Linked DNA regions of Homo sapiens: all the other regions are linked to region 1. Evidence: chromatin loops called from intact Hi-C (ENCODE). Cell type or tissue: OCI-LY7. All regions are shown on one strand.

Region 1 (8,000 bases):
TAGAAAATAATTGGTAAGATGGTCCCTCGTGTGTATAGGAGTGTTAAGTTTTCAAACCCTATACCAAGGTTTTATAAACAAACTCTCCGTGGTCTGTCCCCATATCCAGGCGGAGCAGGGCACTGCCTGAGTGGTAGGTTGGAGAACGCTGCTTACGTTTGTCGCCGAAGCCCACACGCCCACACCCAACTGTCACAAAGCCTGAAATTCCTACCATTAGAGTTACTACTTTTGGTTGATGGCTTCAAGAAAACCCTTGCTCAAAGACAAATATAACAGGCAAGAATTCTTCCATGACACTCAGTTGCAAATAGCATCGCACTTCTTTATTTTTCTATTGCAAATTAAAAGGTGTTAGGGTGGCTTATAAAGAATAGAATAGAGAAAGGGGAAAGAATTCTTTCAGTGGTGACCCCAGCAGACATCACCCTAATGAAGTGATGAGGGCTGGCACACTGGTGATGCCATGTGGGTACGGTATACTTTCCATGTGATGGGATAAGAAGGGCACTTCCCCAAATCCCACCACTAATCATAAGAAAAATCTAATCGTAAGAAAAATCTCCACAAACCCAGTTTGGGAGACATTCCACAGGCTAGCTGGACAGTACTATTCAAGGTGTCAAGGTCACAAAAAACTAGGCAAGCCTGAGAAACTGTCATAGGCCAGAGAAGACTGGGGACATATGCCGACTAGATGCTTTAAGGTACACAGAAGTGGCTCCTGGAACAGAAGGAGGGCACTAATGAAAACACTGGTGACATTCGAACAGAGTTTGGAAGTTAGTTAGTAATAAAAGGTACTAATGACATCTCTGAGTTTTGACAAATGTACCATGGAAATGTAACAATGGTAAAAGCTGGGTGAAGGACGTAAACTTTCTGTATGATCTTTGCAACATTTCCACAAATCTGAAATCATTCCAAAACAAGTGTCTTTTGAAGAGTTAGGAAGAAATCCAATATCCTTTTTACTCTCTGGTGCTGCCACCCCTACTCTTGGGCTGTACGGGACCTCTGGGAACATAGAGGGGCCCTAAACAATTCTCTAAGTCTAGGGTCGTACTCAGCTGGTTTGCCTTGCATCACCTTATGTGCTTGTGGGCATAGCCCACTGCCCACCGCTGTCTTTCCAGTGCTGTGGTTCTGTCTGAGTCAAGCCTCACTAGCTCAGCAAGCCCAGGTCAGGTCCATCCTGGTGCCAACAGGCAGTTTATGCCAAGCAATATTGTTTGGCTGTGTCCCCACCCAAATCTCTCCTTGAATTATAATAATCCCCACGTGTCAAGGATGGGGCCAGGTGGAGATAATTGAATCACGGGGGCAGTTTCCCCCATACTGTTCTCGTGATAGTGAATAAGTCTCATGAGATGTGATGGTTTTATAAATGGGAGTTTCCCTGCACAAGCTCTCTTGCCTGCTGCCATGTAAGATGTGCCTTTGCTTCTCTTTGCCTTCTGCCATGATTGTGAGGCCTCCCCAGCCATGTGGAACTGTGACTCCATTAAACCTTTTTCCTTTATAAATTACCCAGTCTCGGGTATGTCTTTATCAGCAATGTGAGAACGGACTAATATACCAAGTTTGCCAGCCCCTGCATTCTAGGTTCGGTACTGGGAGACACTTGCCTTGGCTATCAGGGCCCTGCATGACAGATCAGTACCCTGTCCTTCACTGGCCTCCAGGCAGGCAGCCATTATCCAAGTTGTCACCTTCCTTGAGGTAGTGCCTGCCCGTGGGAGTGCCCTGCACTGTTCCAGAGTCTCCTCTCCTGCCCTCCCACCAGCCTTGGGGCTCTGCTCCCTTTGTCCTCCTCTTCACCCCACAGAGCCCTGTCGTTCCAGTGGGTTGTGTACTGTCTCACACAGGAACTCCGACTGTTGAAAACAAAGATATCTAATGCTCCTTGGAGATAAAAGAAGTTCAGACATCCAGGACACGGAACCTGGCTCCTCATTTGGGATAAGAAGGGAAAAAAGCTACCTCTTTTTCTTTGTCGTAGAGCTTACAACTTGAGAAAAGTAGGAACGGTTAATTCTCAAGCTGGTAATTCCACCACCTCAAATGTTCTGTATATGGCCTTGCCCCACCCGCACATGAGGAGTGACATCACATGGTGATGGGAAGCATCAGCACCGGGCCCTGTACTATCCCCCACCCCGAAGAGGGAGATGGGGAAGGATCTTGCCATACACAGTCAGCCAGGAGCCCTGGCCAGGTCCACCAATGGGAGTAGCCAATAGAAAATAGTGTGGGCCTGAAACTGTCTTGGGGGATTCCAAGGTAACCACTCTGCATAAAAATGAGGCTCACAGACCATGTCAGAAAAGAACCTTGCAATGAATATAAGACTCTTCTTTCCTGATATGAGTTCAGAATATACTGTCTCCCAAGGCTTGACATCTGTCCTTTGGAGACATGTGTGAGCTTGCTCTAAATGGTTAAGTAAAGAATCAGGAGTGCCTTCCAAGTCCACGGCAGGATTGGGAACAAGGAGACCCTGCCTGGGGAACTTGATCACCACAGGGTCTGGACCACCTCTCTCAACATCACTGACCATGAAGCCCCAGGGGCCACTGCGGATAAAATGACTCCAACCTGGGCAAAAGCCACTGGGGTACAGGGGGTGTGTGTGTGTGTGTGTGTGTGTGTGTGTGTGTGTTTCTAGAGTGTGAGCCCCCTTCCTTTGGGTAAGGGTAACCAAAATGGGCAGGGAGCGGGATTCGAGTAGAGATCTTTAGAGGAGGAACATGAGAAGGGGGCACCAAATGAGAACCAGGGGAGCCCAGTTAGGACTTGTGGGCGCACTGGCAGGATGGTGGCCACTACAGCCAGTTTACAGGAGACCCAGCAGCTTGTGCAATGTCAGGGTGCTCTCAGGGCAAGCTGCAGCATCTCTGCCCAGAGCAAAGACAGGAGGGTATCCATCCACCGGACCACCGCTAGAACTGATTTGCGGAATGGTCGCGGGATACACAGCCTCCCAGCTTCACTCTGCAGCCTCCTGGGATTCTGAGTCACCTAATACACTTTAATAAATTCCTTTTTTGCCTCACAGGGCCAGACTTGGTCTCTGTTATTTGCCATCAAGAACCTCAATTGACACGTTAATTCCGTTTATCCCAAATTTATATAGATAAGTGTCACATGGAAACAATTCCCTTGTGCCTGGAAACAGTAAATTAAATGGATGGAATGGAACCAACCAGGCTGCTGTATAGCAAAAGAGAATAAAAATGTGTCTTTGTTTCCTCCCTCCATAATGCATATTAAATAACACATCTTACATTACATCTAAGCCTCAGAAACTTAAAAACCACTAGTAAGCACACGAGGGCTTGTGAGTTAATTATAACAGCCTTTGCTAAGTTCGGCTTGTGGTTTTCCTCTTATAATGAAATGTCAAGAATGGGGGAGGTAAGCTCAGTCGTGTGTTGCCGCTGATGTTTTTAACCAAAGGATCTGAGGCTGTTTGATATTTTTGGCTTCATAATTCCCATTTCCAGTCCTGATTTGGAAATAAAGATTGAAGTCCAAAGAAAAAGAAAGAGTGTTTCCAAGATACAGAATAGTCTGGCGTTCCGAGGTAAAACCTTAAATGCCTGAGGTCCATCTTCCCATTCTTTTGAGATTGCTTTTTTCATGTAGCAAGCTGTACTTTCCTGTTGCTCTTTTTGCCCCTTCCTGCCTTAGGACTGTAGGCTGGTGTCTACCTCAATGTATTGCAGTATTCATTTTGTAGCTGCTGACTTATTTCTTCTTGGGATTCCTCTTGAAGAATAAGACTTCAAACTCAGGACTTGGCACCAAAAAGAAATGAAGGTGTCACCATGTTGCTGTTGGATGCCCATGGGGGTACAGAGCTGTGTTTCTCATCTTCTTTCACCCCTATCACATGAAGTAGAGCCCAACAGAAAAGGGGTTCCCATAGCTGAGGTAGGCGGGGTGGGCATTATGCTTCTTATTCAGCTTTGAAATTTCAAAAGCCAAGAGACAGAGGTCAGTGGTGCACGATGGTATTATTTTGCCCTCTGTGAACTAAGCACACGCTTTCAGTATGGGTTGGAAATTCCTAACACTAAAAACTACCAATGCTGCTTTCTCTAGCCAAGGTGCAAGCTCTTCTGGACTCTGTGCATGTGTGTGTGTGTATGTGTGTGTGCATGTGTTGGGGGGAGAGTTGTGTAGAGGTGTGTGTAACTGGCCCTTGTCTTTCATAGAACCCAGGCTTATCTCACTGTGTCAGATACCCAGTCCCTAAGAATGACAGGAAGTGAATTTCGTCCCAGCCTGAGTTTGACCCATGTGGCTCCACTTCCAGACCCAGGATGACATCCAAGTTCTTCCGAACTTCCGGATCCTGAGAAGCCATTTATAACTGAGGAAGAGAAAGCCAGAGGGAAGTTGTTGACTGCAAGAGAGATTTTCAGTGAAGCTCCCTGAAAGCTGTAGAGAAGGCAAACCAGGAGTCCACTCTCTGCTCAATTTCCTGTTGAGTTCACCCAGCCTCCTTGCCATCTGGCCTCAGCAATAGGTGAGGGCCCTCACAGGGCCCAGCACGGAGTAGGCGTGCAGTCGATGATGGTGATGGATAAATAAATGAATGTTTTATTTGCAATATCACTCTAGGCTCAAATTCCCAACAAGGCATGACATTTAGTAGCCTCTTTGCAAATGTATCTTTTCACAAGGAACTTGGCCTCCAAATCTTGGGTGTGTACAGAGAATACAACTTTTCACCAGACCTATAGGCACATCGTCCGAAGCGGTCTGTCCCACCTCTATGGGATGACCACTTTCCTTTGTCTAGCACCTGACACCCTCCAAAGTCCTTTTTCTTACTTTACCTCATTTGAGTCTCAAAACAAGAAAGGAGGGCAAATTTTATCCGTTTTACCAGTGAGGAAACTGGCGCTCTGTTATGGGCTGAATTCTGTCTTCCTAAAATTCATATGCTGAAACCCTAACCACCCCCCCGAACCCCACAATGTGACTATATTTGGAGAAGGGGCCTTTAAATAAGTAATTAAGTTGAAATGGGGTCATGAGGGTGGGCTCTCATCCAATCTGACTGGTGTCCTTATAAGAAGAGAAGATTAGGACACAGACAAACACAGAGGGAAGACCATATGAACACAGCAAGAAAGTGGCCATCTGCAAGCCAAGGAGAAAGGCCTCGGGAGAAAGCAAACCTGCTGACACCTTGATGTCCGATGTCTGGCCTCCAGCACTGTAAGAAAATACTTTCTGTTGTTTAAACCACTCGGTCTGTGATCTTTTGTTATGGCAGTCCTAGCAAACTAATACAGGCTCAAAGAGGTTAAGTAACTCACCTGAGGTCTCACACCCAGTAAGAAGAGTGAACTTTTGTCCATATGCCCCAGTTTGAAAATTCCTTTTTTTTTTTTTTTTTTGTTTTTGGAGACAGGGTCTCTCTCTGTCACCCAGGCTGGAGTGCAGTGGCATGATCACAGCTCACTGCAGCCAAAACTTCCTGGGTTCAAGCGATCCTCCCACCATAGCCTCTTGTGTAGCTGGGACCACAGGCACGTGCCACCATGCCTGGCTATTTTATTTTATTTATTTTTTGTAGAGACAGGGTCTTGCCATGTTGCCCAAGCTGGTCTTGAGCTCCTGGGTTCAAGCAATACTCCCACCTTGGCCTCCCAAAGTGCTGGGATTATAGGCATGAGCCACCGCATCCAGCTTGAAAATTCTTTATCAAATAAAACAATTTATTTAGGTGGGGAAACACTGCCTCACAGCTGCTATTGCATAGTGGGCCTCTGACTGACTGACTTCTACACCGTTTAATTGCCTGAGGGTTATACACACAGGCACGAATTATAATGTTCCTTTAATTTCAGGCAACATTGATTCAATTAATATTTACAACAAACTGTTTCTTCGATCCTAGGCAGCACTGGGAAATAATACATGGTCCCCAGTCCCCACTCCTTATGACCCTCACCCCACCTCCAGGGAAAGCTGAAACAGCCCTCCTTATCTCTCGTGATTTGTTCAATAATCACATGCCCTATTTGAGCAACAGGCAGAGAATGACAAAGATTCTGACACAAATTAGACTTCTTCAGATAGATCTGACTCCAATTCAAACAGCTTTTTGACCTTGACTTATTTCCTGTGGGTTTAACAAAAGCGCATCTTCTCCCCTCCCCACCCAAGCCAGAAGGGACTCTGCTCACCCACAGGAGGCCCACTTTGTTTTTGTTTTTGTTTTTTTTTTTGAGGGGGAGTCTGGCTCTGTCACCCAGGCTGGAGTACAGTGGCACAATCTCGGCTCACTGCAACCTCCACCTCCTGGGTTCAAGCAATTCTCCTGCCTCAGCCTCCCGAGTAGTTGGGATTACAGGCACCCACCACCACACCTGGCTAATTTTTTGTATTTTTAGTAGAGATGGGGTTTCACCACGTTGGCCAGGCTGGTCTTGAACTCCTGACCTCAAGTGATCTGCCCACGTCGGCCTCCCAAAGTGCAGGGAATACAGGTGTGAGCCCCTGCACTGGGCCAGGAGGCCTACTTTTTAATTCTACTGTTTCTCCTTTCCCTGCTTCCCAGGGACCCTTCCAGAGACTGAGTTGGAGCAGGTGGTTTTGCTTTGCGTTCTGACCAGGAAGTGAAACCTGGGTGTGAGCAATGTTTTGCATTATGGGGCCATTTCACCTTTTCCTCCCTGCCTCGGGAAGGAAGGCTTGCAGTGTCCAAACTGGGTCTGACCTCTCAGGGGACATTTCTCAAAGCAGTGGGAACAAGAGTCCCTCAGTGCTGGATGGCTGGGGAATGGGTGGCCGAGGAGTGAAGCTCTATTCTGGGCAGAGCACTCCCCCTTGCTGAAAGGGCTGGAAAACGCTTTTGTCCCTGCTGGAAGTGGAGTAGCGTGGGATACAGGGCAGGGGGTCGCTGCTGAGTTTATCAGGGGAGCAGAGATTAGGCACTACTTGGTTAAAATACTAACTGCTGGGCTGGGTGCAGTGGTTCACGCCTGTAATCCCAGCACTTTGGGAGGCCGAGGTGGGCGGATCACCTGAGGTCAGGAGTTCAAGACCAGCCCAGCCAACATGACGAAACCCTGCCTCTACTAAAAATACAAAAATTAGCCAGACATGGTGGCATAGGTGTGTAATCCCAGCTACTTGGGAGGCTGAGGCAGGAGAATTGCTTGAACCCAGGAGGCAGAGATTGTTGAGTTAAGATCACGCCCCTGATCTTGCCTGGGCGACAGAGCAAGACTGTCTAAAGAAAAAAGTAATAGTAACTGCTGAAAGTGACAGAGACGTAATCCATATGTGCAACCGCCAGATGGCCACATTCTGTGTTCTGAGCCAGGTTCCGCCGAACGACCGCCCTAGATGATGATTTCGCACCCTGCCCAGCTCCAAGACCAAAACCTCAGTGTTTTGAGAATTCAATTTCCTACTCATTGATTTAGATAACATACATGAACTTGAATTCATTAGAAATATGCCTTTGTGTCTTCATGATCACCATCTTTGTGGTTTTCAAGATGATTGTTAGATCCTTATCAAAATATAAACAATTGGCAATGGTTCCAATTGTGTCAACAAAAGCCAACTTCAAACCTGTAATCCTCATGCTGAGTGGAGAGGCTGGTGCCCCACCCGGGCTGTGACATGGTGGCTTGGGAGATGTGTGACTCAGATATGTCAGACCATGAGTGAGGCACCCAACCTTCCCTCCCAGTGACCTTTGAAGTAAGGCGAATTGAAGTCCGCTGGTCTCCAGACAGGCACGGTAACGTGCACGCATCGGATGTGGTTCCCGGGGAATGGTGGGTGATTGTCCATCTTCCTAACAGTCCTCAAATGAGGACTCAGTTCCAGCTCTTAACGCAGCACAACAGAGTTCTTAATAGTAAAAGTCGTACTTTTCACTCACCGTGAAAAGCAAGTCTGCACATTGCTAGATATGTCCCAGTATTATTATCCAAGCTCCAGAAACGTACTCAGCCACAAAAGTA
Region 2 (8,000 bases), 140 kb before region 1:
ACTGATAACGACAAATCAATTTTTTTTTTTTTTGAGACAGTGTCTCACACTGTTACCCAGGCTGGAGTGCAGTCACATGGTCACAATCACGGCTCACTGCGGCCTCAACCTTCCGGGGTCAAGCAATCCTCCCACCTCAGCTTCCCAGGTAGTGGGGATTACAAGCACATGCCACCATGCCTGGCTAATTTTTTGTGCTTTGGATGGGGAAAGAGTTAACATCTGAGAAGATAAAAGTAGAATCTGAAAGGAGGGAAGCAACAGAGAATCTGGAAATGTGGCAGGGCCAGGGCAGGGTTGGGTTTGGAGTGGGAGGCGTGTGGAGACAGGTTTGGGAACAGCCTCAGTAGGGGAGAAGTTGGAATCTGGAAGAATTTGGAAACAGGTTTCTGAAGGGCTTCAGGGCCTTTATGCTTTTTTTTGCTTATTTCTTTTTGAGCCTTTCTCTTAGGTTTGGGAGTTTGCCAAAGGAATGTGCTCTGCAAGTAAGTCAACAAATAGTTCCCGAGGATCTGCTCTATGAAAAGCCCAAATTGTCTTTGAAAAGCATGCACTGTTTAAAAATGTTATACTGTGGTAAAACATACATAACATAAAATTTGCCATCGACTATTTTTTGAGCAATATTTTTAATGATGCGTAATAGACGTACAGAGTTTCAGGGCTTCCATCAACCATTTTTAAGTGCACGGCTCAGTTGTGTTAAGTATAGTCACACTGTTATACAACCCATCTCCAAAGCGTTTCCATCACCATTGAACAACAGTTCTCCATTTTCCTCCCCCTGGACCCCGGCAACCGCCTTCTAGCTTCTGTTTCTATGAGTTTGGTTACTCTAGATACCTCATGGAAGTGGGGTCATTCAGTCGTTGTCTTCGTGTTGCAGAGCAAGCATTTTTAAGTCCTGCTATGTGTCCATCACTGTGTATGACTCCGAAATAGAAAAGGAGGATCGTTAAAAATGGATCTTTTTTTCACTACCACTGTGATCAGCAAAACTGGGAAAAGGGCAGACCTTGGCTGTGGCCTCTCACATTGCCCCAGTCCATGGCATGAGCGTCTCACCCAAACTTCTATTCTGGCCCTAACTTTCCTCCCTGCCCCCATCCAATGCTGCCTGGACCAGCTGTCACACTGGACTCTGGGACAAATTAATTCACGTGAAACTGCTAATGGCTGACACAGTAATAAGTCAGATTGTGTTTCAACATAAAGATTTAAATCTCTTTTTAACAAAAATATAGAGAAGGGGGTCTCACTATGTTGCTCAGGCTGGTCTCAAACTCCTGGGCTCAAGTGATCCTCCTGCCTCAGTCTCCCAAGTAGCTAGAACTATAGTTGTGTGCCACCAAGAACTAAATCTCTAAAACTGGAACTTCAGATGACAGCAGTAGCCTGGTAAGGGAGAGCCCGTTCACAGTAGTCCTTTAGGTGTCTGCACAAAGCAAATGGGTTTCTCTCTGCCCATCATTGTAAGCCTGTGACCCTTGGGACAAAACACTTTGCCTCATAGGTGCATCCTAGGAAGAATCCATCCTACTAAAGTTGCCATCAACTGGCAGAGCACTCAACTGGCAGTGGTGTGACCTGCTGTCTCCCTGCTCTGTGCTGGAGTGGAGCCTCTGTGATCTGCCTCTGCCACAGGCAAAGTTCTCAGGGAAACTAGAGAAACTGGACTGACTTGGGGGAACCATTTATGACACCAGGTAAAAGACCATGGAATCCAGGCTCTTCAGGGCCATCGCTGTAGGGGCCTACTTCCTGTCTTAGTTCAGGTTCTAGAAGCAGAGCCTAAGACAGGGATTCCGGGGCATGTGATTTCTCCAGGGAGCGCCCTTCAGGAAAAACCTCCACGAGCATTAGGGAAGGACGGGCCAAGCAAGGATGGATCTTGGGTAAAGCCGAGCTGTGACCTGAGGCCCAAGGGCCGCTGGGGCATTTCCACAGGGCAGTCACACCGTCCTTCAGAGAAGGGGGCTGGCCTTTGTGCCTCCTCAACAGTTAGCCTCTGGCTGCAGTAGCAGGGCTAACCTCCCAGGTCACAGCAGCTTGGGACAAAGTCCCTGCCTGGTAAAAGATCTGGCTGGTTCTTTCAGGGGAACGTAACATCTGCATGACTCATGCGTGCAAACCACCCACACGCTAGGAATCTGAAGTGGTTGCTCCTAGAAACAGAAATAAACGACCATCCAGTGATGAAGAGTTTTCCCCAGCAAAGAGACAACTCCAGGGAAGAGCTTTCCAGTGTGAGTACAGAGATTGTGGTTTAAGGTAACTAATGATTTGCATAAAGCCAACTTCCATATTACCTGACACATGGTAAAATATGGACACAGTGCTTTTTGAGAGGTAGAGAAAAATAACTCAGTACACAACTTTACTGCCTGTAAAACCCAACACCAGAAAATTCCCTCCAATAAGAATCGGCACCAGACAGGCGTTGAAATATTTAGCATCTTCTGAGATGTAATTACTACTCCGCTGTGTGCATCTGTGTTTGCTGTCCCCTCCGAATGGAACAGGATGTGATTTCACTGAATTGGCAGATTTATCCACCTGGCTTTTGAGCAGTTGGTCATTTTTCAGCCTGGTGGTGAATGCCTTTCCCCATACCCCCAGCACACAGGCAGGCACCCTCCGCCCCCAGCTCCCAAATCCAAGAGAAAAACTCAAAGAGAACTCAACCGAGGGTGGATGGTTTTTCTGTCAGTTACCTGCTTTCTGTTCCTTCCAGAACCTACAACGGCCGTGACACTGGGGGCAGATCAGGAGTCTATAAATGACATATGACTAAGAAGCAGAGGGATACCAGCTGCTTATTGACAAAATGGGTGGCTCCCAGTGAGGCGTGGAAGGACAGAACTGGCCCAGACCAGCTGGGAGGCCTTGGCACATACAACAGAGCCTGCTGGGTCACAGCACAGCCATTGTCATCCTGTGAAACGTGAACCTGACCTTCTACCCAACAAGTTAATATCTCATATGGGTTTCTCCTTGGTTTCTTGCAGGATTTATACTTATCAAGGTAGCACTGATTTCAAGGAAGTAGCTTCTCTGTTTCTTTATGGCTGAATACTGTGTCAACTAGTGGTTTGCCCAACCCAGAAATTCAGGGTGATGAGACTGTGCCCTTTAGGGTGGGGTGCACCCTTCAAACTCCTGCATCTTGTGGGCAGATGGGCTTCAGTCCCAAGGAGTTAGCCTCTTTGGGGTACACATCCGGTGCTGGGGCCAGGGAAAGAATCCAGGTTCCCTAATCACACGAAAAAGGTACCTCCTCCTCTGCCAAAGTTCACTGTCAACTCTGTCCCAGGGTCCCAATAGCGCTAACATAAGCCCCCCTCCACCAGTGTAGAATGGTGGGTCATAAGGTGCTGGCAGGGATGTGGAGATCAGCCAGCTCAGGAGGCTTCACACTGGCTTTGGCTTACAGTCTTTAAATAAAAGTAAAATGTAAAGATGAGGCAGCTCAGGTCAGTGCAGAGGGGAGACCTGACTCCTGCTCACTCACCCACCCCCGTCCACAGGCCCCAGGGGAGCTCCGTGGGTGCCCCTGGAATCCCTCAGCACTTTGGAAAGCACTGAGCCAATGCAATCCTCCTTCTGCACACGGAGAGACTCAGACCTGAAAGGGAAAGCCACGGGGGGTGGGTCCTGGGTCCTTCTCGCCACCCTATGCAGTTGGCCTCCTGGCCCGCACGCTTCAGAAGGCTCCTGTTGGAGCCCTGTCCCTTCCCCAGGTCAAGTCCTCTCCCTGGTCACTGCTCCACACCAAGTGCCAGGCCTGGTTTTTATTGTTCTCAGACTCAGTTCCTGCCTCTTTATCCCCATAAGCCCAAGGCCCCCTGCAAGCCCTTTTCCCCACCTGTGTGTGTTCTGCAAGGGAGGCACCTGAGCTGGGGCAGCGACTATTTACCTTGTTGAGGCAAAGGACAAGCGTGACTTCCTTTGTTTGATGTTGCTACGTTATTAGAAAAAATAAAACCACAGGCCCAACAAAGAGGTTTCAGATATGACTGGATGGCACCATCTCCCAGGGCCATGGGGGTTGAGGCCAGAGCCCAGGCTAGGTGATGAGAACCACCAGGACACAAAGACAGCAGACTCTGTGATGTCGACACAGAAAAATGACAAGGGGATGACGTCACTCTCCTGGAAGCTTCGGAGTCCACCTGCCTCCCTAACGAGGCATTTCTTAAGGCCTGAAATGGCTAAGGCCTCACCCCGCTGAGTCCTTCCTTTTCTTACGTCCTGTGCTCTCTCTTCGCTTCCCCGCCCTCTGCTCTCCACCTTTGCCCTGTCACTTGTTTCCCTGCTCCCTGCTCCTTGCACCCACTCCTTCTGTCTGTATCTGGCCTCCACATGTCTATTCTCTGCCTTTTCTTGTTGCCTGTCTTTTCCTTCTGTGCTTCTATCCTGCCCTTCTTTCTGTTTCTCCTTTAGCTGTGTGCATGAACACACTTACTTGCACACAAGCACATACAATGCAGGTATGCACATGCGTACACAATCCCACACAAGTTTACACTCAGAGAACTACACACAACCACACGCAGAAGCATGTGCACATGCATGCCCACATGCACACACAATGCATGTGTGCACACACACGATCATCCACAATCAAATACAGTCCCGCATAGACAATCTCATACAGCTTATGCTCACGCAGTCACACACACACACACACACACACACACACACACTCACTCACTCACCTCTCTCTAGACCAAGCTAAGTAAACTCAGAAGAGACCTGCTTTTAACCCACAGGCTTGTTGACGCCTCTTTGTACTAAGAGTGATTAGCAACCACAGGAGTGTCTCAGCTAATTAAATAAGTCTGAAGCCGGGGACCAAGAAGCTAGGAGTCCTCTTGTATAAAACTGGTTCCAGCCATGGCACCCCCTGGAAAGGAGCTTCCTGTCTCAGTCATTTGAGCAGGTGGCGACTTCAGCAGCTGCAGCTAGACTGCTAAGAGATGGGACTCCCCATAACTTTTGAAGACGGTTGTGGTTAGAGTTTGGAGGCCTACTTTGGTTTTGATCTTCGGAGACTGGGTTTAGAAAGGAAGCATTATTTTGAGAAGGGAGATCGTAATCACACTGGCTTTTTTGATTGACGTCTGCAGTCTGGCTTAAAGGGTTCCTTGGGAGAAATGCAGGGTTTGCTACTTAAGCTGAAAGCAGGCTGGTAGGTCTACCAGGTCAAAGAACAGAAACTAAGGGATTCTGAGTTTTCATCGTGGCCCTGCTGCTACAAATCAGCTGCTTGACGCAAAAGTCAACTGACTTCTCAAGGCCTCAAATGACCTAGTCTTACCATGTCAGTATCCTAATAGTCCATTGCCTAACTAAAAATTTTGTGCAGAAAATAATTGATCAGGGTTGAAAAGTAACAAACAGGAAGTTACAAACCATTCTTATTTCTTTTTAATGTATTTGAGGCAAACAGAATGGTTTAGGATTCCCTGTTAGATGGTAGTTTGAGGACATTTATTGTGAAGACAAGCAGACTTTCAACTAAAGTGACCATGGTGCCTGAGCACTTTATCAGGAAAAGTAGTCTGATAAGAATAAGGAAAGTAGGACAGAATCTAAAATTGGGAACTTTCCAGAGAATCTGCAATATGTGGTAGTTTTCTGAAATTCAGTCATCGCCAAGGGCAATGATGTAGTATTGGATAATAATTAGTGCCCAAAATAAGTTCTCCCACATATCACAAAAATGTTAAATAAAGTTTAATGTACTCCATTTAAGCAGAAAGGAATAATAAGAACATAATCTCTCTCTGTATATATGATGAAATATATATGGAGAGAAATATGGAGAGATATATGGAGTTATAATACATATATATGATTTAGACAGAATTTAATCTTCCTATGGATTAAAAATGTTCATCTGGCCGGGTGCGATGGTTCACACCTATAATCCCAGTGCTTTGGGAGGCTGAGGCAGGAATATCACTTGAGGCCCAGGGTTCTAGACCAGCCTGGGCAACATAGCAAGATCTCCATCTCTACACAAAAATAAAAAATTAGCTGAGAGAGATGGTGCACACCTGTAAGGCTGAGGCGAGAGGACCACTTGAGCCCAGGAGTTTGAGGCTGCAGTGAACTACTTCACATCACTGTACTCCAGCCTGGATGACAAAGTGAGACTCAGTGTCTCTCTCTCTCTCTCTCTCTCTATATATATATATATATGTATATATATATATATCTATCTTACAAAATGTTTAAAATAAAAAATGTTTGGGTCCTAAACAGGCAAACCCTCATCTCTGTGGAAAAACTCATATATCACCATGACATATTTTGCAAGAGTCCCAAGTAGCAGAGATTTCCCCATATGCAATTCATAAGCAATTCTCAAGTGCCTAGTAGCTGTGGGGAATTGGTTGCTTTTATATCTTTGAGGACACATCAGTCCAGACTATGGCAGGACATTAGTTGTCTCTTGCTACTGTAACAAATTACAACAAGCTTAGTGGTTTAAAATAACACACATTTATTATCTTACGGTTCCATAGGTCAGAAGGCTGAAATAGGTCCCACTGGGCTAAAATCAAGGTGTGGGCAGGACTGTGTTTCTCTATGGAGTTTCGAGGGAAGAAATTGGAAATTGTTTCCTTGCCCTTGTCAGCTTTTGGAAACCCCTCACATTCCTTGGCTCATAGCCCCTTCCTCCATCTTCAAAGCCATCAATGGCAGGTAAAGTCCTTCTCATGTTGCATCCATCTGACCCACAGTCATGTCTTCCTCTCTCCACAGCTGGGAAAGTTCCTCTCTTTTGAAGGATTCATAGGATTAGATTGGGCCCACTGAACAATCAAGGATAATCTCCCCATCTCACAGTCCTTAAAATAAATCATATTTGCAAAATCCCTTTTGCCATGTGAGGTAACATATTCACAGGTTCCGGACATTAGGAGGTGGGCATCATTCTGGTGCCATTATCTGCCGATCATAGTCAAGTAGAGGCCAGGATTCCAGACTTGGAATTAGCAGAGGTCAATGCAAGCTCAATTTAGCAATGGCAGCAAACTATCACACGACTATAGTAAGGCATGAAATTGCTCTGAATTTGTGCTTTCTCCCCCGGTCAAAAAAGAAAAAAGAAAAAAAAGAAAATAGGAGGTGTTCTCTACTTCATTAACTATGTCACAGAGCAATTTGAGGCTGTCACACTCCAAAAGCATGACACACAGTCCTAGGAGAAAGCCATTTGCAATGTCCTGGGGGAAGCAGGGCACAGAGCAAGCTCAGCACATGTCAGAGCCTGTCATGAACTACCAGCTTCAGACAAAATAGCTACCTGATCAGCATGTTGGGTTGACATCTTTGAGCAAGGCTCCAGGGCGCATTTCAGGAGACTTGGGCTCTAGCACAGTGACAGTAATGGAGAAGAAAACAAAGATGGTTGAAACCCTTGAGTCCCCGGATTCAAGTTATATATGATTTAGTGAAGGTGTCAAGGCACGTGCATAACTCAGATACATGGCAGGATGAAAAAGGCTGCAGCTTCGGGAGGAATGGGCTACAGGACTCGTGCCTATGGTCCATCCAGGTTACTGCCATGTCTCTGATAGAGACCCAGAGGAAAAGTTTTGGGATAGGTCAGCCAAACGGAAAGGCCAAGAACATCCCCTAAATGTGCCTACCTTCCCTCCAATAATCCATTATGGTTCTATCTTACATTAATTCCTTTAATCTCATTTTTAAAAACCTAATGCAATTGTATAGGCCTTTCAGACCCTGAAAGCATGCAAAGCAGATGTGGTACCTTTTTTATTTCTTTTCTTTTTTTAATAACATAGTAGTTTGTGAAATGCCTCTTCTCTTTTTTCCACTAGGGATCCTGATGGACTGGCTATCTACCTCCCCAGGATAAAAGCAGTGAGGCACCTGTTTTTTGAGCTTAATGTTGGCAAATGTGGCTAATACCCAACTGTCCGGGTGTTCATGAGGGGCTTAATATTCTTAGCAGTGTGCTTGTT
Region 3 (8,000 bases), 230 kb before region 1:
CTAGCCTCCCTGGCTTTCCTTCAGTTCCTAAGTATCATTGTTCCTCTTGCTTTAACACCTTGACACAGTGTTCCCTCTGCCTGGAATCATCGTCTCATCCTTTTTGTCTAGTGAAGCCATGGTTGTCTTCTGGATCTCAGAATGTCTCCATTACAGGTTTTTGTTTTTGTTTTTGTTTTTGTTTTTTTAGCATCTTTCGAAATGCCTCAAATAGTCTCAATCCTTGCATTTAACTAGGTTTTTACATTGCCTGTGATTAAACTACACGTTCTACTATAGTATATACAATTGTAATTGAGTGCATTTAGAAGTATACGTCTCTCAATAAGACTTTTGAAGCTTTAAAAATATGTATTTTAAAAAGTGGTTTTATTACTAATATTTTAGAAGCAGTTATATATTTATCATGTTTTTTGTTGGTTAGTCAGAGACAAGGTCTCACTCTGTTGCCTGGGCTGGATTTCACTGGTGCGATCACAGCTCACGGCAGCCACGACCTCCTGGGCTCAAGTGATCTGCCCGCCTCAGCCTCTCAAAGTGCTGGTATTACAAACAGCCTGAGCCACCATGTATGTGTGGTTTTTTTATTGGTGGTGATGGTGGTGTTTTACTTCACTGAGAAGAAGGAAGTTACAATTTTTGATATAGTTTCTCCTTCCCTCATTCCCTTCTTCCTTGCCCTCTTCTCTCCCTCTTTCCTGTCTCCCTCTCTTCTTTCCTTTCTTCTGTATTTTCTCTTAAATGGAGTAATTTTGATCCCTATGTTGGCAAAGGATTCATAAAGGGCAGAATCTTTTACATCCGCTTTTCAGTATGCATGATTAACAGAAAAAGCTAAATAATTTAAGAAAAATCTGCATATTGAGGTTCTTACAGAAACAAATGGGAGTGGATATTTGGCAATTGTGTTTGTACGTAGATCAATATAGATCTCCTATTTGGACAATATGATATGGTTTATTATACAGATTTATAAATTCCTTCAGTATTTATGTCCTGTGAAATCATTTGTTTCCTACTTACGTACTAGGCACTGGAGAATAATAAAACATGCATGGGACCTATGTAATTAGTAGGCATTATAGTCTAACAAAAGAAGGCATATAATTAAATAATCATACATATTTTTATAATTTCTGATTAGTGATCTATAGGAAAAATTACAGGCTGCTATGATGACATTATAGAGTTTAATCTGGAAGAAATCTTTCTTATGAAAGTAAAAATTGAACTTCTGTTCTAAAAGACAAGCGTGGCTTTAGTAGGTGAGAACAGATGAGAACATTCCAGTCAGAGGGAACACTGTATGCCAACCCTATAAAGCAAAAGGAATAATATTATTGAGGAACCAAAGGAAGTCCTAGAATATACTGCAGGAGGAAAAGAGTGTGGAGAAGATACTGGAGAGATGAGATTTGTTATACTAGGAACAATTGAAAGCCAATGAAGGATTTTCTGCAACAAGGTGACATGATCAGATTTGTGTTTTTAAAAGATCAGTGACTTCAGGATGGATAACTACTTGGTGGGCAAGAATGGATATGGGAAATCTGTGACAAGGCTGTTGTGCTCTCTGTGAATAGGATAACAACTTGAAACTAGTCATAGCTGATAAGAGCAATAGGACTTGATTGTGGATTAAGTATGGATGATGAGAGTGGGCTGATTGATTACTACAGAGATGTCCTAGACTGGTTTTTTGCTTCTATAATTGGATGGATGATGGTGCCATGCAGTGACAGGAAACACTGAAAAGGTCATATTTGGAGGAGAAGGTTATGAGTTTAGTTTGAAATATCTTTGAGACTTGCCCTTCATTCTCCATATAACTTCCCATTTTTCTTAGGATAAAGATATAAATCTTTACCATGACTTACAAGACTGATCCCATCTGTATGTTTGTTCTCATTTTGTCCCACGTTCTCCATTGTTCTCTGTGCCTAGTCACTTACCTTCTTCAGTTTCTTCTATCCTTCCTGCTTCCTCTTTGTAGGTGCTGTTGTCTCTCCCTGGAATCTCCTTCAGCGTTCTCTGCACCTAACACCTCATCATTCACATCTCACTTCAGTCATCACTTCTTCAAGGAAATGTTGGGATATATTTATCAGTAGGAAAATGTGTGATACATGATAACATACTTTATGATAAATATTACATATATATAATGTACATAAAATGTATACAGATTTAACTCATGGATTCTTATTTAAAATTCATTGGGTTATAAATAATTACTGTGATAATTTATTTTGGTATTCCAATGGTCCAAGATTTGACTAATAGGATCCCCTTCAGGCTGTCTTCTGTGATCTTTTGGTATTTCTTTGTCGTTTTTTGAGCCCTTCCTTACTAAATACACCAAAATATTTCCATATGTATCTTGTGTTTTTCCAGCCCAACCCTGAGTCAGCTATTTCTTTAAGGAGCTTTGATCCCTTTTAGTAGGGAATGGTATTGAGAAACCAAGGTCTGGGAACTAGATGTGCTCATTGCTACTATGGTGTTTTTGCTTCTAGTTTCTCAAATAATTCAGAAATTACTTAGGCTATTCCTTCCCACTTCTCAGCTTCCCCCATTAAATTATGTTATTCATCTAAAGTATCGTTAGATTTATTTTTTTCTATTTGTATTTCATTTTAAGTCCCCCCATCTTTGTTGACTTAGTTTTTGAGTGTGTAAGACAACATGGTCTTCAAAGTGAGGATGAAACAGATATTCATTCTATCCACCCATCCCTTCTAACTGTTCTTGCCTTCCCATTTCTGTCCTATATTTTTTAAAATTTCCTTTTTTTTAAAACAAAAGGTGACATACTGTAGACATTTTTATACACTCGCTTTTTTCATGTAAAATTTTATCCCAGGAGTCACTTCATAACAGTTCATAGAGAACTTCTTGACTTTTAAAAATAACTGCATAGTACTCCGCTATATGTGTGCCATAACTCATTCAGCCACTCTCCTATCCTGTGTGTTGGCTCTTAGATCATTCCATATTTAGCAATTATAAGCAATAAATAATCTTGTAGATATGCTTTTGTCTTGCTGGTGGAATCACTTAAGGATAAATTCCTAAAAGTGGCATTGCTGGGTCAAAGTTAAGTACATATGTAGTTTCGTTAGGTATTGCCTAGTTCTTCATCAGGAAAGTTGTACCAGTTTGTATTTCTGCTAGCAGTGTGTGAGTGTACCTCTTTCTCAGATGCTGCTTCAATAAACTGTCTTGACATACTTTTTAATTTTTACCAATCTAATAGATAGGAAGTGGTATCTTGGTGTAATTTTAAGATGTATTTTTGAGTTGGGTTAATCTTATGTTTATATGGCTATTTATTGTATATGAAGTTTTGTCTGCCATTATATCCCCTAACTGGTTATTGTTTGAGTATATAAAGGCTACTGATTTCCATGTGTTAATTATTCTTGCTTCCTGCATCTTTTTTTTTTTTTTTTTTTTTTTTTTGAGACGGAGTTTTGTTCTTATTGCCCAGGCTAGAGTACAGTGGCGTGATCTCGGTTCACCGCAACGTTTGCCTCTCAGGTTCAAGCAATTCTCCTGCCTCAGCCTCCCAAGTAGCTGGGATTACGTGGATGTGCCACCACGCCCGGCTAATTTTGTATTTTTAGTAGAGACAGAGTTTCTCCATGTTGGTCAGGCTGGTCTTGGCCTCCCGACCTCAGGTGATCAGCCAGCCTCGGCCTCCCAAAGTGTTGGGATTACAGGCGTGAGCCACTGCACCTGGCCCTGAATCTTTTATTATTTGACTTAGTTTTATAATTGAGTCTCTGGACTTTTCTTGATATACTGTTATAGCTCCATATAGAAATTTTTCAGTCTTATGCCTCTAATTGATTTCACTTGTCTAATTATGTTGGCTAATCCCCCACGCCCCACCTCAATTTATTGTTAAACAATAGTAGAGATGGTAGGCATTTTTTTCCTTATTCTTTATCGTATTGGAAGTACTTCTGTTTTTATACTACTGGAAATACTTCTATTTTATACTGTACTTCTGTTTTTATACCAGTTTCTGGTTTTATACTTAGTTTATTTAATCAACTAACAAAGTATGAAAGATTAGTGTAAGTAATTATATGTCAATAAACCTAATGATTAAAAAGAATCTATCTGTGCTACTTCTGGGTTTGGAGGAGGATGGTGGCTACCTGATCTTGAATCTCCCCACTGTCCCTCCCCTCTGTTCCAAACAATAAAAAAGGGGAGAACAAGTAAAATCTCACTTGGCCCTGCATTTCACAATACTAGGAGACAGAGAATATCATGGCCTTGACATTAGATGGAAGTTCAGAAATAAACTAAATTCCCATAAAGGTTCTATTGCTGTAAGTCTGTGGATGCCAAGAACAAGTGTAGGGGAGACTTAAAAGACTCCATGAGAACAAGCAGAGTGGTTCAGAGTATTTAGACAACGCACAAACAGAATAGTCTCCTTACCCCCAGAAAGAGAAGCTCCAATACAAAGTATAAAATACTGAACACAGGTTTGGACATACTAGACCATATCACCAGCTCTTACAAGAGTGCAGGACAAGGAATTGAAGCCTCAGAGAAGCATTGCTCCTGGGAGATAATCAGCTATATAAGAAAGATGTGGTTTCCCTTGGAGATAGGCCACTGAAGGGAAAAAAGCGTATATGAAGGAAAAGGTAAGGTTCTAATGGAAACAAAAGAGAAAGAAGATATATCAACCCCTCCTTACACCAATGCTATTCATCAATGAAACTGCCCAGAAAAAGGGAACTGTCAGAAGAGGGCACTCTCAAACTAGGAACCCTATTCGCAAAATGAACAGGAATAGAAAAAAGCAGATCACATCTATATAAAAACTACTGCAAAAGAAGCTGAAAATGCAATTCAGAGTTAAAATGCTGATACAAAATTGACAAAACTGTAACACCTTGCTTCATACTGGATTAAATATCCTTAGTCAGCATTTAGGAATAATGAAAAAAAAACAGCTTGAATCAGAAATTTCAAAATAAGAAATGGACAAAAAAGAAACAGGGAAATGAGTGTTAATTGAATCCAGAAAAGAGAAGACAAATTCAAAATTGTATTACAAATGAAAACTAAATTTGACCAAGGGACAATAAATTTGTATAAAAATTTATTAAGGGGCATTAAAAGCAGGGAGGGAAACCCCAGAGAATGAAAATGAGCTAAAAAAAAAAAAAAAGTTAAAAGGTTTAGAGAAAAAAATGATTGAATTGGAAAACAGGCAGAGGAGGTCCAACATAAGACTACTTGGAGACCTTCAAGAAAATCAGAACAGCTGACTGGAACAAATATCTAAAATTAGAATCCAAGAAAACTTTCTGGAAAGAAAAGAAACCTTGAATCTACATATTGAAAGGGCCTACCAGGTACCGGGGGTGATTGACCCAGAACAGTCCAAGAAGTATCCTAGTAAAATTATTATACTTTAAACATTGAAAAACAAAGAACGTAACTTACAAAGACATGTAAGTTAGACTGGCCATGCTTTTCACAAATAACGTACAAAGCAAGGCAACAGTAGAGTGACATTTCAGGAATCTTAATGAGTGTAAACCATAAACCAAAGAGATTATATCCAACCATTTGTCCTTCAAGAATCAATCAAGGTTAAAGAAAAACAGTTTGAATGTCCCAAAACTCAGAGAATACTGTGCACATGTGCCCTTTCTGGTGAATCTACTATAGGGAGAGCTAGAGAACCATGGGTGAGTAGGGAAACTGCTAATGGATGGATGGAGATTTTATACATGTAGAGCTAACACCAAAACTAAGATGTAGAGTTTTGGTATATTAGTCATAGTTTGATCAGAGAAGCACAACTGGGTATAATAATGAGAGAACTAATAGAGAATTCATTATAGGTAGTTGACCTTATGTTATTGTGGAGCTACATGGCTAACTAGTATATGTGAGGCTGTTGCTTTTGTGTGCTCCTGCAACCTACCTAAGTTTACTAACTTTTCACAGTCTTCAAGCAGAGGTGTGTGTGCGTATGTTCTTGTGCTTTGGTTTGGAATTAAAGTTGTAATTACTGGCAAATTATATCTCCTGATGGCAGGTCAGGCAGTTGAGAAGGAAAGATGGATATAAAGTAGCAGAGAACAAGGGCAAACCAGAAAGAACGTGCAAACATGAACTAGAACTTGCAAGGATAAACTGAAACCCATGTAAGCTTTAGTTTAGATGATGAAGTGGAGCAAAACACTCATCTGGCCCAGAAATTAGAGACGCGGAAGGAGGAGATCTACAACCCTTATATTCTTATTGCTTTCATTTGCCTTGCATATCTTTTTCTACCCCTTTACTTTTAGTCTTTCTGATTCACATTTTCTTAGATGTATCTTTTATGTAAAGAACTTATCCAAATCTTTTTCTTTTAATAATGAGTTAAGCCCATTGGTACTTATTCATATGACTGGTAATGTACAAGTATTATGTGTATTTGGTTATATTTGTTGTGTTTATCAACATGATGCACTTTCTTTGCTGTTTTATTTTCATAATCTCTTCTGATATTTATAAATGTTTACATTTATCTTTTATTAATCTTTGTACTTACAACTTTAAAAAATAATTATAGCAAAATTTGTTGAAATTTTACTCTACACTAGGTACTATGCTAAATGCCTTACACAGATTATCTCTTTTAATCCACCTGACTTATAAGGCATTTGCTGTTATTTTCCTCGTTTTGCAAATGAGAAAACAGATGAACAGGTTAAGTAACTTGCCCAAGGTAACAGGTGTGCAGTCCTTCCCACTCCTCCCCACCACCTTTACCCACATCCCCCAGGCAACCATTCCTCATTGCATCTTTTTTCCCAGCTGCTTTCAAGGCATGTGTTTGTGTGTGTGTGTGTGTGTGTGTGTGTGTGTGTGTGTGTGTGTGTGTGTGTGTTTAGCCTTTGATTTTCAGCAGTTTGTTTATGATGTGTCTAGACATGGTTTTAATGTATTTTATTTTGTGTGTGTTGAGCTTGAATTCTCTAAATTTATATATTTAATCAAATTTTGAAAGTTGGGACATTACTCAGTTATTTTTTTCTGCCCCAATCTTATTTATTCACTTTTTCTGGGATTCCAGTATACTTATTTAGATATTTTGAAACTGTTCCACAGGTCCCTGAGGTTCTGTTTATTTTTTTTCAATCTTCTTTCTCTCTTTATGTTCTTTAGATTGGATTAATTTCTGTTGAGCTGTCTTCAGGTTCATTAACCTTTTCTTTGTCATGTCCTTTTTGCCAATGAGATCATCCAGTGAACTTGTGGTATTTTTCAGTTCTAACATTTTTAGTTACTTTTTATAATTTCCATTTCTCTGTTTTTATTTCCTGTCTTTTTACTTCATTTGTGTTTTTCTTTACCTCATGGAGCATAGTTATCTAGTTGCTTGAAAGTCTTTGGTAAGTCGAACATCTGCTTTATCTTGGCATCGGTATCTGTTGCTTGTTTTTTTTGCCCCCTACCTTGATAACTGACCATATTTCCTTGTTCTTTTCTTTGAATATCAGGTAATTTTTTATTGTATCCTGGACGTTGGAATGTGACGATATGTGAACTCTGGGTTCTGTTATAGTCCTGTAGGGAACATTGGTAGCCTTATTTTAGTAGGCATCAACCCTCTTAATTCAAATTATAACTTCTGTCTCATCTTCCATCAGCTCTCGCTCCTTCTGTAAACCCAGTTATTCAGTTATCAGCTCCCCAAGCATTTGCTACACTTTTTAAAATCTGTTCCCTGTACTGTAGTTTAGGGGTTAAACAAAGACTTCTGAGTGTTCATACTCAGAAATAAGGAGCCACCTTCCCCAGCTGTTCTCCTCAGGGTTTCTCCCACACTGTCCAGGTTATGTGGTTTCTTGGGCTAGAGTTGCAGTGGGATTTCTGTTGGAGTTTTGGCTCTCCATACAGCTCCAAAACTGGAACCCACTCTCAGGACAAAGCTAGGAAAAGGATTGGAAAAGAAAATAAAATTGGCAGCT

What was found. Hi-C counts contacts between places; a loop is a spot of excess contacts. Peaks named below come from ENCODE experiments on the same cell type or tissue, not always from the same donor. Only the 100,000 strongest peaks of a DNase experiment are listed, where the experiment ranks them.
Region 2: it touches region 1 in a loop (3-fold over the local background); 7 of 110 quality-filtered maps call a loop at or near these places.
Region 3: a loop joins it to region 1, with 2.4 times the contacts of the local background. A loop is called at or near these places in 5 of 110 quality-filtered maps.

Annotation. Positions count from the first base shown.
Region 1 is chr10:114,092,749-114,100,748 of GRCh38, forward strand. No RefSeq gene overlaps it. Among named protein-coding and RNA genes, the nearest start is that of ADRB1, 53 kb to the left of the region's middle. In OCI-LY7, no CTCF peak of the experiment used is centred here; DNase peaks (open chromatin) are centred at 3,363, 3,673 and 6,643; H3K4me3 peaks cover 1,788 bases; H3K27ac peaks cover 1,168 bases.
Region 2 is chr10:113,956,752-113,964,751 of GRCh38, forward strand. It overlaps LOC124902507 (a long non-coding RNA gene), which reads right to left and starts at 3,891. Exons shown (of 2, transcript XR_007062296.1): 1 at 2,715-3,891; 2 at 611-931. RefSeq lists enhancers at 1,913-2,413, 3,890-4,179. In OCI-LY7, no CTCF peak of the experiment used is centred here; DNase peaks (open chromatin) are centred at 2,860, 3,990, 4,250 and 4,960; H3K4me3 peaks cover 3,106 bases; H3K27ac peaks cover 3,677 bases.
Region 3 is chr10:113,867,580-113,875,579 of GRCh38, forward strand. All of the region lies in intron 2 of NHLRC2 (NHL repeat containing 2), which reads left to right. Among named protein-coding and RNA genes, the nearest start is that of NHLRC2, 17 kb to the left of the region's middle. In OCI-LY7, CTCF peaks have their summits at 4,767 (motif pointing right) and 4,975; no DNase peak of the experiment used is centred here.